Regions from separate parts of the Homo sapiens genome. Here region 2 is linked to region 1. The links are chromatin loops, found by intact Hi-C in ENCODE. Cell type or tissue: PC-9. All regions are shown on one strand. Region 1 overlaps IPMK (inositol polyphosphate multikinase). Region 2 overlaps CISD1 (CDGSH iron sulfur domain 1).

Region 1 (5,000 bases):
AGAGAGTCATTTTAGACCATCTATACCCAGCTGAACCATCAGATGATTGCAGAAGGAACCCTAAATAAGATCAGCAAAAGAACTGCACACTTGAGACTAGCTCAAATTGCAAATTCACAGAATTGTGAGAAAATGAAACAACTGTTTTAACCCCAAAAGTCTGAAACAATTACCTATTTTTTTTTTTTGGTAGGGGGGTGGCGTTGTTTGTTTTTCTGAGACAGGGTCTCACTTTGTCACCCAGGCTGGAGTGCAGTGGCATGATCATGGCTCACTTCAGCCTTGACCTCCTGGGCTCAAGTGATCCTCCCACCTCAGCCTCCCGAGTAGCTCGGACTATAGGCACACGCTACCTCTCACCCAGCTGGTTTTTGCATTTTTGTAGAGATGGGGTTTTGCCATGTTGCCCAAGCTGGTCTCAAACTCCTGAGCTCAAGCAATCCACCCACCTCAGCCTCCTGAAATGCTAGGATTATAGGCATGAGCCACTGTGCCCGGCCACACAATTACCACATTTTAAATTTCTTTTATATTTTGAAAATGCAGAAAAATGACTGAATATATATATTTAGCACTTTTCTCATGGGAAAATCATAAACAATATCACATTTACATTTAATATTTGCTTGCACCTAAATTTAAGACTTCTTTAAAACAAAATTACCAGAATTATAGTCCTGAGATTCAGCCATCCATCCATTTATTTATCAATCACCCTACTATGTTCCCGAACCAGAGAAACTGACCATATATCAGTGAACAAAAAAAAAAAATTTTTTAATCCTTGCCCTCACTTTTCACATTGGGGAGTTACAGACAACTCAATTCCAAAATACATTATTTTCTGATATATTAGTACTACAATGACATCCATAATTTTCAAGGGAAGAACATGTACAGAGAAATGTGCATATTATACTAATAAGCACTCTTACCCTCATGCCAAGCACCAAGAACCCAATCTCTTCCATTAATGGGTACTTGCTGACCTGTTGCTGAATCTTCTCAGATGAGGCAAAAGGATCATAGCTTTTTTGCCCTATCTTTACATCCATTATACAGGGCTTATTAAATTTATGGGTCACATCTTCCAGTTTTAGGTATAAATCTGTTATTAAAGAAAAATATTAATTAGTAATAGGCAAACATATTACTACTCAAGTACTTGCCAGGGAAAAACAAGATGAGAAAATCCTAAAACAGAGAAAAAAGTTAAAATAAATGTAAAGTCAATAATTATTCTTAACTCTACCTAAAAAAAAAACCTAAACAACAAATTTATAACAAGTATAAACATCACAGAGAAGCTCTTGCAGGAGGTGAATTAAATAAATTCAACCACAAGCAAAAGACAGCAGATACGAGGTTTCCAACAATATTAAAAAGGCAATGGGATCATTTCAAAAGCTTTTCCAGAATGCATTCCCCTTGTGAATACAATTTATGCCATATGTTTCAGCAGAACTCTTAGTATTTTAATAATTTTTAAAAATTGATTCATTTAAAATTAGTAATAGGAATAAATCCTTCCCACAGAGTAATATAACAGAAGTACAGATTAAGAAAGGGTAAACCTATCCAAATGATGATAATTGTCAAATATACATTCAAGTCTCACCAGTTTCAAAGGAAAAACACGAATCTTGCTTTTTATTTTTTTGAGACATGGTCTTGCTTTGTTGCCTGGGCTAGACTGCAGTGGCCAATCTTGGCTCAGTGTAACCTCCGCCTCCCAGGATCAAGCAATTCTTGTGCCTCAGGCTCTCAAATAACTGGGATGACAGGCGTGTACCACTGCCTGGCTAATTTTTATATTTTTAGTAGAGATGGTGTTTTGCCATGTTGGCCAGCCTGGTCTCGAACTTCTGGCCTCAAGTGATCTGCCTGCCTCGGCCTCCCAAACTGCTGAGATTACAGGTGTGAGTCACCATGCCCAGCCCATCTTGCTTTTTTTTTTTTTTTTTTTTTTAGAACACAGGCATTCCCCAAAAGTTGTTCTGTATATCATGCTGGCATCCTGCACACATCTTTCCACAAAAAAATTAAATAGAGATTCAAATACAGTATTATAAAAGCCCCAGTTATCATACATGGCTGACCTGCTTTTAGTTTTAGTTTGAAAGCCAGGGTCCAGGTCCCAAGGGAAACAGTAAGGAAAGAAATTCTTCCCTCCTTTCCTGGGTTAAAGAACCGTCTCGGCCAGGTGAGGTACCTCACGCCTGTAATCCCAGCACTTTGGGAGGCCGAGGCAGGTGGATCACCTGAGGGCGAGAGTTTGAGACCAGCCTGACCAACATGGAGAAACCCCGTCTCTACTAATAATACAAAATTAGCCAGGCATGGTGGCAGGTGCCTGTAATCCCAACTACTCGGGAGGCTGAGGCAGGAGAATGGCTTGAACCTGGGAGGCAGAGGTTGTGGTGAGCCGAGATCGCGCCATTGCACTCCAGCCTGGGCAACAAGAGCAAAACTCCATCTCAAAAAAAAAAAAAAAAAAAAAGAATCATCTCAAAGTTCTGAATGAGATCATGACTCATTTTTTAGTTAGGAATGTAACAAGAAGTATTTCTCCTCAAACACAGAAAAGATTACTATCAGTGAACATGACAAATAAGGTTAGAGAAGGTGTTTATTTTCTCTGAATTAAATAAAAGAGTACCGGGGTAAGAGAAGCCTTACTCTCTGATGTCCTTTCATTATCCCCATTCCACCAAGACTAGCATAGCTGCTGAATTACAATAAAGAAGTTTATGCTCAAACAAAAGTGAGAACCCAGTTAGGGCTTGAAAAATTTTTAAGCCCCTCAGATTTAAAAGGAATAAATCTTCTCCTTCAAAGGACAAGAGATACTTTTTATGCTTTAGTCAAAGAAGAAGAGAGCAGGGTTATAACTCTGTAGAACTAAGTGAAGTTAAGCCCAAATATGACAAAAAAGTTACTGCAGTCCAAGGGAGAAGCACTGACACACCCAAGGAGCCTTCCACACTTGAAAGAAGGGTTTTCCCAGACAGACAATTTCAGGATAAGAGAAAACAAAAGATCTTGACAGAGATATGAAACTGCTGTCTGTGAAAACTAATGGGACAAGTGGAAATATCCTGATCAAGGAGTTGGAATACACCCAAGCTTCTGTGTCTAAAAGATAACCATGGATGGTATGAGAGAAGAAAGAAGCACAGGACATTTACCTTCAGATTTTCTCCTCCCATCTCCAACCACCTTAAGCAAAAAGGAAGAAAACAGATCCAGCCCCACTCTAGGGCTGCTCAATAATTTCAGTAAAAAGACTTGAATTTCAAATATCAGAATAAAGCTAATTAGATAGTAATACATAGTACAGTAGATCCTTGGCATTCAAAAATTTATTATCATTAATTTAGACTCAAGAGACTCCAGAAATCTTACTGGGGTCAAGTTGTATATGGGAGTATAAAGATAGTGAGAGAACGTAGCTAAATGTCACAGCATCTATATCTCACTGTAGGGTTAGTGTCTTCTACCTGTCAACCTGACAGTGATTAAAAACAAACAACAAACTTTTTATGATAAGATAAAGATAAGAGAAGCTAGGGTAGAGGCTTTGCAACTCTGAAATAAAATCTCCTATCTCTTACTTTTTCTTTTTGAAAGGAGGAAAATACAAATGCAAACTCTATATATAGTGGAAATACAATAAATGTTTGCTGAATGAATGTTTGCCCTTCCCATTCCTATTGTCCAGTGAAACTTTAGACTTGGCCTTCCTCACACTATAATAAATTGAGGCACCCCTTCAGTAAATAGGGATGAATATCATGGGTTTTATTTGATATTTTGTTAGACTATCCAAATGTGTTTTTCTTTACTTTACTTTCAGGTCCTTCTTATGTTTCATATGGTTGGAATTACCAAATAACTGCTAAATTATTTCTTATTCGCCTTCAGAAATAAAACCATAAGTTAAGCCTAGTGAAGAGTGGTTTGGTGTTTTCTTTCTGTTCTCTAATCTTACATTTTTTTAAGTGAAAATAAGAATTTGAGATTCTCATTTCTATCTTTCCCTCTGAGTTAAAAAATAAACATCAAAACCTGCTTTAGAGATGCAGAATTCTTATGAAAGAATGCGATACCATGTCTTTCACAACTTGACTGCAAGTGCTTTTGAAAAAGGTAAATAGAAAAACAGGGCATGATCTGAGCATTGAGATTTTTACTGATTTACAGGCTGTCATTAATAGAAATAAATCTGATTATTAATTCACCCTGAAAAATGCTATTAGCAAATTCTTTCCCTAGAAGAGAGTTTAATTCAAGGTAGATCAATCCTGAGACTCAGTTACTTAAATGACCAAAGACATTTTACTACAGGCAGCCTCACTTACAAAGCAATGCCAAATTCTGGATTAACAAAGGACACCTTTTCGGCTAGGCCCCTCTGGGTATAGAGTGGAGCAGTATTTTTCCATTTCTAGGCCACAACCCATCATTGGATTATGAATTCAACTTAATAGGTTGTAACTAAGTTTCCTAAATGAAAGAGAAAAGAGAATATATGAGACTATCTCACAGATAGTAAGACTAAGTATTGTTGTCTGGGTTGGTCTGTCTTATAAACATTGAGTTGCAATGTAAAAATGTATTTATTACGTATCATAGACAAAGAAGTTTATTCCCCCCATGCCCTAAAGGCCCAGTGTTTTCTTGTTTTTTTCCTTTTAGACAAAGAAGTTTTAAAAACACTTGACTAGATAGAATGTCACTCTGTCATTAGCATGTCTGCCCAGCTCAAGAACTATCCTCAGTCCTACAGAAGTGGTCCCTTTGCCAACACCATCATACTTTGGGAATCCAGCCCATGGCCCACAGTCACTGACTGGGGCAGGAGCAAATATCTGATACAAGCTTGGTCAGTCTTGCCAATTTGGAAATGGAATGCAGAGAAAACCTGTTGCTGACCTCTGTGGGTGACTGGTACTGTAACATGTAAGTCCCTTGGTAGGGAGGGGAGAGGTGTGGATAGC
Region 2 (5,000 bases), 63 kb after region 1:
TATATGAGAATTGTATTTTATCAAGTCCCTTTTGGAGGTGTCATCTATGAAACCTGCAGGTTTTAGACATGATGGCAGCTAGTGATCCACAGTTGATAAAATACTGTCTCGAGCATCTCAAAAGGATTTGTACACCGAATGACTTCAGGATTTCTGGTGTGTTGTGAGAAATATGGTATAAACACTGTACTATCACTCTTAGCATTCAAATAAAATGGATTTCAGCAGGGCGTGGTGTCTCACACCTGTAATCCCAGCACTTTGGGTGGTTGAGGCAGATCACTTCAGCCCATTAGTTCAAGAGCAGCCTGGGCAACATAGTGAGACCATCTGTTGAAAAAAAAAATAGCCAGGCATGGTGGCATGCACCTGTAGTCCCAGCTATTCAGGAAGCTGAAGCAGGAAGATCACTTGAGCCCAGGAGGTTGAGGCTGCAGTTAGCTGTGATTGCATCACGCTGTGATTGCATCACACTGCGTTCCAGCGACAGAATGAGACCCTGTCTCAAAAAATAAAATAAAATACAATGAAAAAAATAATGTTAAAGGGCCCCCAAAAAAATCAATAAAAATGATGTATCTGTTTTTGAAAGCACGTTATGTTGGGGATCTCTCCCCATAGTAGAGGGTCATTTTCGCAAATAACTTGTCACAAATATGGAAGAAGCCACATACTAGGTACAGGTTGAGCATCTCTAATCCAAAAATTTGAAATCTGAAATGCTCAAAAATTTGAAATATTTTGAACACTGACATGACACCACAAGTGGAAAATTCCATACCTGACCTCATGTGACAGTTCACCGGTTGAAGTCAAAACACAGACGCAGAGGACACAGTTAAGTCAGTGACCCAAAGGGAAAAAAAGGCCCCCCCAGCTGCTGATGTAGGTATTCTGGTGGTGCTATTATGCTGCTTAATTTCCCAGAGCACTTTTTTTGTTAACTGAATTAATGGTATGTTATGTTTTTTACTGTTAAGTACTGACATGTGAATACATGCAAGAAAATGATTGCTTATCAGTAGCATATAAATTCATAGTCGGGAATGATGGTGATACAAGATAACCACAGATAGTCCACATGTGTGACTAAGATGGTGACACCTTTGCTTTCTGATGGTTCCTTGTATACAAACTGTTTCATTCACAAAACTATGTAAAATATTGTATAAAATTACTTTCAGGCTACATGTATAAGGTATATATAAAACATAAGTAAATTTTGTGTTTAGGCTTGGATCCCATCCCCAAGATAACCTCATTATGTATATGCAGACATTTCAAAAGTTGAAAAAATCTGAAATCCAAAACATTTTGGATTTCAGATTTTCTTTTCATTTTTATGAAAAGTCCCAAGCATTTATTTTCATTTTTTATGACAAGTATTTCAGATAAGGATTACTCAACCCATACTAGAAAGCATATTTCACTCCTTTCTCCCAATAAATCCAGTGATAAAGTACTTAGATTATGCCATTTTGTTCAAAAATTCCTTGATGACTATATTGAATATAAACCAGAAATTAATAGGCTCATTACAACAAATTATGAAGAGCACTATTCATTTGGAATTTGAAATTGTTGATAAGTACTGGTGGGGTTACTAGAAAATAATAAAGTAATCTAGAAATTGTGGAATTTCTAAGTTGGAGTTTTATAGTTCCTTAGTGATCTTCAGTAGTTCATTTACTATCTACTATATATGCATGCGTGAGAAACATTAAAGAGTAAAACAGCAGATGTCACAGATGTATATAGTACATGCAGTGTAAGTGGTCTAAATAAATGGAAGCTAAAAGGAAGAAATTACACCATGAGGCTGGGTGCAGTGGCTCACACCTGTAATGCTAATACTTTGAGAAGCCAAGGCAGGAGGATCACTTGAGGCCAGGAGTTCAGTACCAGCCTGGGCAACATGGTGAGACCCAGTCTCTGTTTTTTGTTTGTTTTTGTTTTTTCTTAATTAAAAAAACATCACATCTTCTGGGAAAGCATAGTCATATACTTGGGAGTTAAATTGCTCTGAGAAAAATTGGTAACATTTGAATAAACTGCATATATTGGAGACTCTCAAAATCTGCAAGGAAGGACTTGTGAACAAAGGTGAAATGAATAAAGAATCTAGTCTGGTTCTTGTACTGCCCTTCCCCAAGGAATAAATCTAAACTGAGGACAATCTTGAGGACCAGTGTGAGGAGTCTGTGACTCCAGACATGGGGAGCTCCTTGACAGGGGTTTCAAACATAGAGTTATGATACTTTTACCGGGGTGCTAGCTATGGAAATGGAGACAAATGATCAGAGACATAAAAGATTTCGGGGAAAGGATCAGCCAAATGCACTGACTTCTGTGTGAAAGACTAGGGGAGAAAAACTAAAGCTCATTGAAGGATCTAAGCATGTAGGATTAGAAGAGGGTTATGCCATTAACAGAAATAAGAGATTCGAGGTAAAAGGCAAATTTTCCAGGACAGCGATAAGGAGTTCTGTTTCAGAGAGTGAATTTGAGATGATAGTTGAATGGAAATGCACAGCAGACAACACGAAATGTGAGACATCAGGGTTGGAGATAGAGATCAGCAAAACTGATGAGTCAAGTGTAGGAATGCAACTGATCTTTGATATGGATAAAAATCAAGGGCTAAATATGAAATCTTGGGGAATTTTCTGCATTTTGGAAGGGGGACAAGAGCCATTTAAGGAGATGGAATGGGCCAGAGAGGTTAGAATAAAACTAAAAATATCATAGCTTCAAAGTAGAAGAGGGAAAAGTTTCAATGATCTGGTACTGAACATTGGCCTGTGCAAAGACAGCTACATGAATAGACAAGACTATTAGATTAAGCAATTGCCATTTTGGTGTCATTTCAACGGAGTAATTAGAATAGAAGCTATGTCCATGTGAGTTAAAGTGCAAATTAACTAATAAAGAAACGACAGAAGTCTATGTCATATTTTCCGTAGATGCAACAGTGAATGGAAAGAAAAGTAACATAATTGCTTGAGTGAACACTACAGCTTGGCTTTGAGATCAAGTAAAGGGTGTTTGCTTTGATTGGGTTTTCCCAGAGGGCAAAGAATCCAATAAACTAAATATGGGCTTTCATGAACTAAGATCTCAAATATTTCAGGAAGAATCACCAGTGGACACAAACTAGTGGTGTAAATGTTTATTAGACTTTATAATTCAAAACATTCCAGGATTATTCTTTCATTTTACAATTTAGAGTTTCCAGATGGTTAGGCCAGGGACTGCCATTTCCTGTAGGTGGACTGAGAGAGGACTAAGAGAGGGAATGAGACCAGTCATTTTATTTCCAGTTTTCTCATGCCTTTTTTTCCCCCTCTGGCTTATCTTTTATGCTGTTTAGTGATCCTCTTTGTGTCTTGAATTTGTCAGTTCTGAATTTTCATTGCATCTTGGGCACTTATTCCTGCATTAATCAATTAACAGTTTGCTTTGAATATTACCCAAGTTAACAAATGTTGTTATTCTTCAGAGACTTTTGGAAACTCCCCACATTCCTGTGGTTCTAAGGTTATCACACAGGTGCCAAGTCACACACTTAAACGCCAGTTCACAAAGACTAATTAATACCTTTGATTAAGTGGCTACATTGAGTTTATAGTCAGTAATTTTTCCCTCATACAAACCAGTTGTATTTATAACAAAATTTAAACATCATTTTACCAATGGAAAAAATGTTATATGCGATACAAATTTCAAATCTAATTCATTCTTAAGGTGCAGTCACTAGTAACCTGTTGTGTGTCTGTAACATCTTGAGCAGGTTTCCCAACCCTAATGAATCAGATTTCTTAGTAATGTGCAGAAATTACATTTTTTAAAAACATATCCCTCCCTTTTGTCCAGTGCTTCTCTTGCCAGCATTGGTATGTCATCTGATGTTTCAGAAATTGGCTTGGCTTTTTTTTTTTTTCTTTTTCTTGAGAGAGTCTCACTCTGTCACCCAGGCTGGAGTACAGTGTCGTGATCTCAGCTCACTACAACCTCCACCTTCTGGGTTCAAGCAATTCTCGTGTTTCAGCCTCCTGAGTAGCCGTGATTACAGGCATGCACAACCATGCCTGGCTAATTTTTGTATTCTTAGTAGAGACAGGGTTTCACCATGTTGGCCAGGCTGATCTTGAACTCCTGACCTCAAGTGATCCACCCGCCTTGGCCTCCCAGAGTGCTGGGATTGCAGGTGTCATCCACTGTGTCCGGCCCAGAAATTGGTTTATTTTATAGTACAGGCTTCCCTCGGTGTCCATGGATTGGTTCCAGGACCTCCCATGGATACCAAAATCTGAGAATGCTCAAGCCCCTGATTTAAAATGACAGTATTTGCCTATAAGCTATGCACATAATCCTGTATACTTTAAATTATTACGTCATCTCTTGATTGCAAATAATACCTAATACAGTGTGAATGCTATGTAAATAGTTGTTATACTGTATTGTTTAGAGAATAATGACAAGGAAAAAAGTGTACATGCTCAGTACCCATACAATTATTTTAGCGAGTATTTTCTATCAGCAGTTGGTTGCATCCATGGATGTGGAACCCACAGATACAGATGGGGCCAATTGTATTTCACAAAAGGGCTATCCATATTTGAAGTGAGAATGAAAGGAGCCAGTATAGAGGAAATGATTAAAGTGACTACAGGGAAAGATACTATTTGAGTCAGCGGTATCTTGACAAAGGGTGGAAGGAAATGAGAGTAACAGCACAGATGTGAAACTCAGCCTTAAAAAGGAAGAGATAGTCTTACTTTCGAAACAAGAAGATGAAAGGACTCTGATGTAAGAGGGAAGGGTATGGGATGTAGTATTGCTAGGTTCCTTTCCCTGCAACTTCAGGTTGGTTACATCACTTGCTGAGTTGTATGACGGCCACCTAGGAGGCAGTTCAAACAAGGACAGCAAAAGAATACAGACTAAGAAGAAAGAGAGGAAAGTCTTACCAGTTAACATCAGGAGCTGAACTGAAATTG

What was found. Hi-C counts contacts between places; a loop is a spot of excess contacts. Peaks named below come from ENCODE experiments on the same cell type or tissue, not always from the same donor. Only the 100,000 strongest peaks of a DNase experiment are listed, where the experiment ranks them.
Region 2: a loop joins it to region 1, with 5 times the contacts of the local background. A loop is called at or near these places in 2 of 110 quality-filtered maps.

Annotation. Positions count from the first base shown.
Region 1 is chr10:58,215,210-58,220,209 of GRCh38, forward strand. It overlaps IPMK (inositol polyphosphate multikinase), which reads right to left. Exons shown (of 6, transcript NM_152230.5): 4 at 936-1,108. Among named protein-coding and RNA genes, the nearest start is that of IPMK, 50 kb to the right of the region's middle. In PC-9, no CTCF peak of the experiment used is centred here; a DNase peak (open chromatin) is centred at 2,582; H3K27ac peaks cover 547 bases.
Region 2 is chr10:58,278,033-58,283,032 of GRCh38, forward strand. The region is part of intron 2 of CISD1 (CDGSH iron sulfur domain 1); the gene reads left to right. Among named protein-coding and RNA genes, the nearest start is that of CISD1, 11 kb to the left of the region's middle. In PC-9, no CTCF peak of the experiment used is centred here; DNase peaks (open chromatin) are centred at 2,579, 3,539 and 3,829; H3K27ac peaks cover 2,695 bases.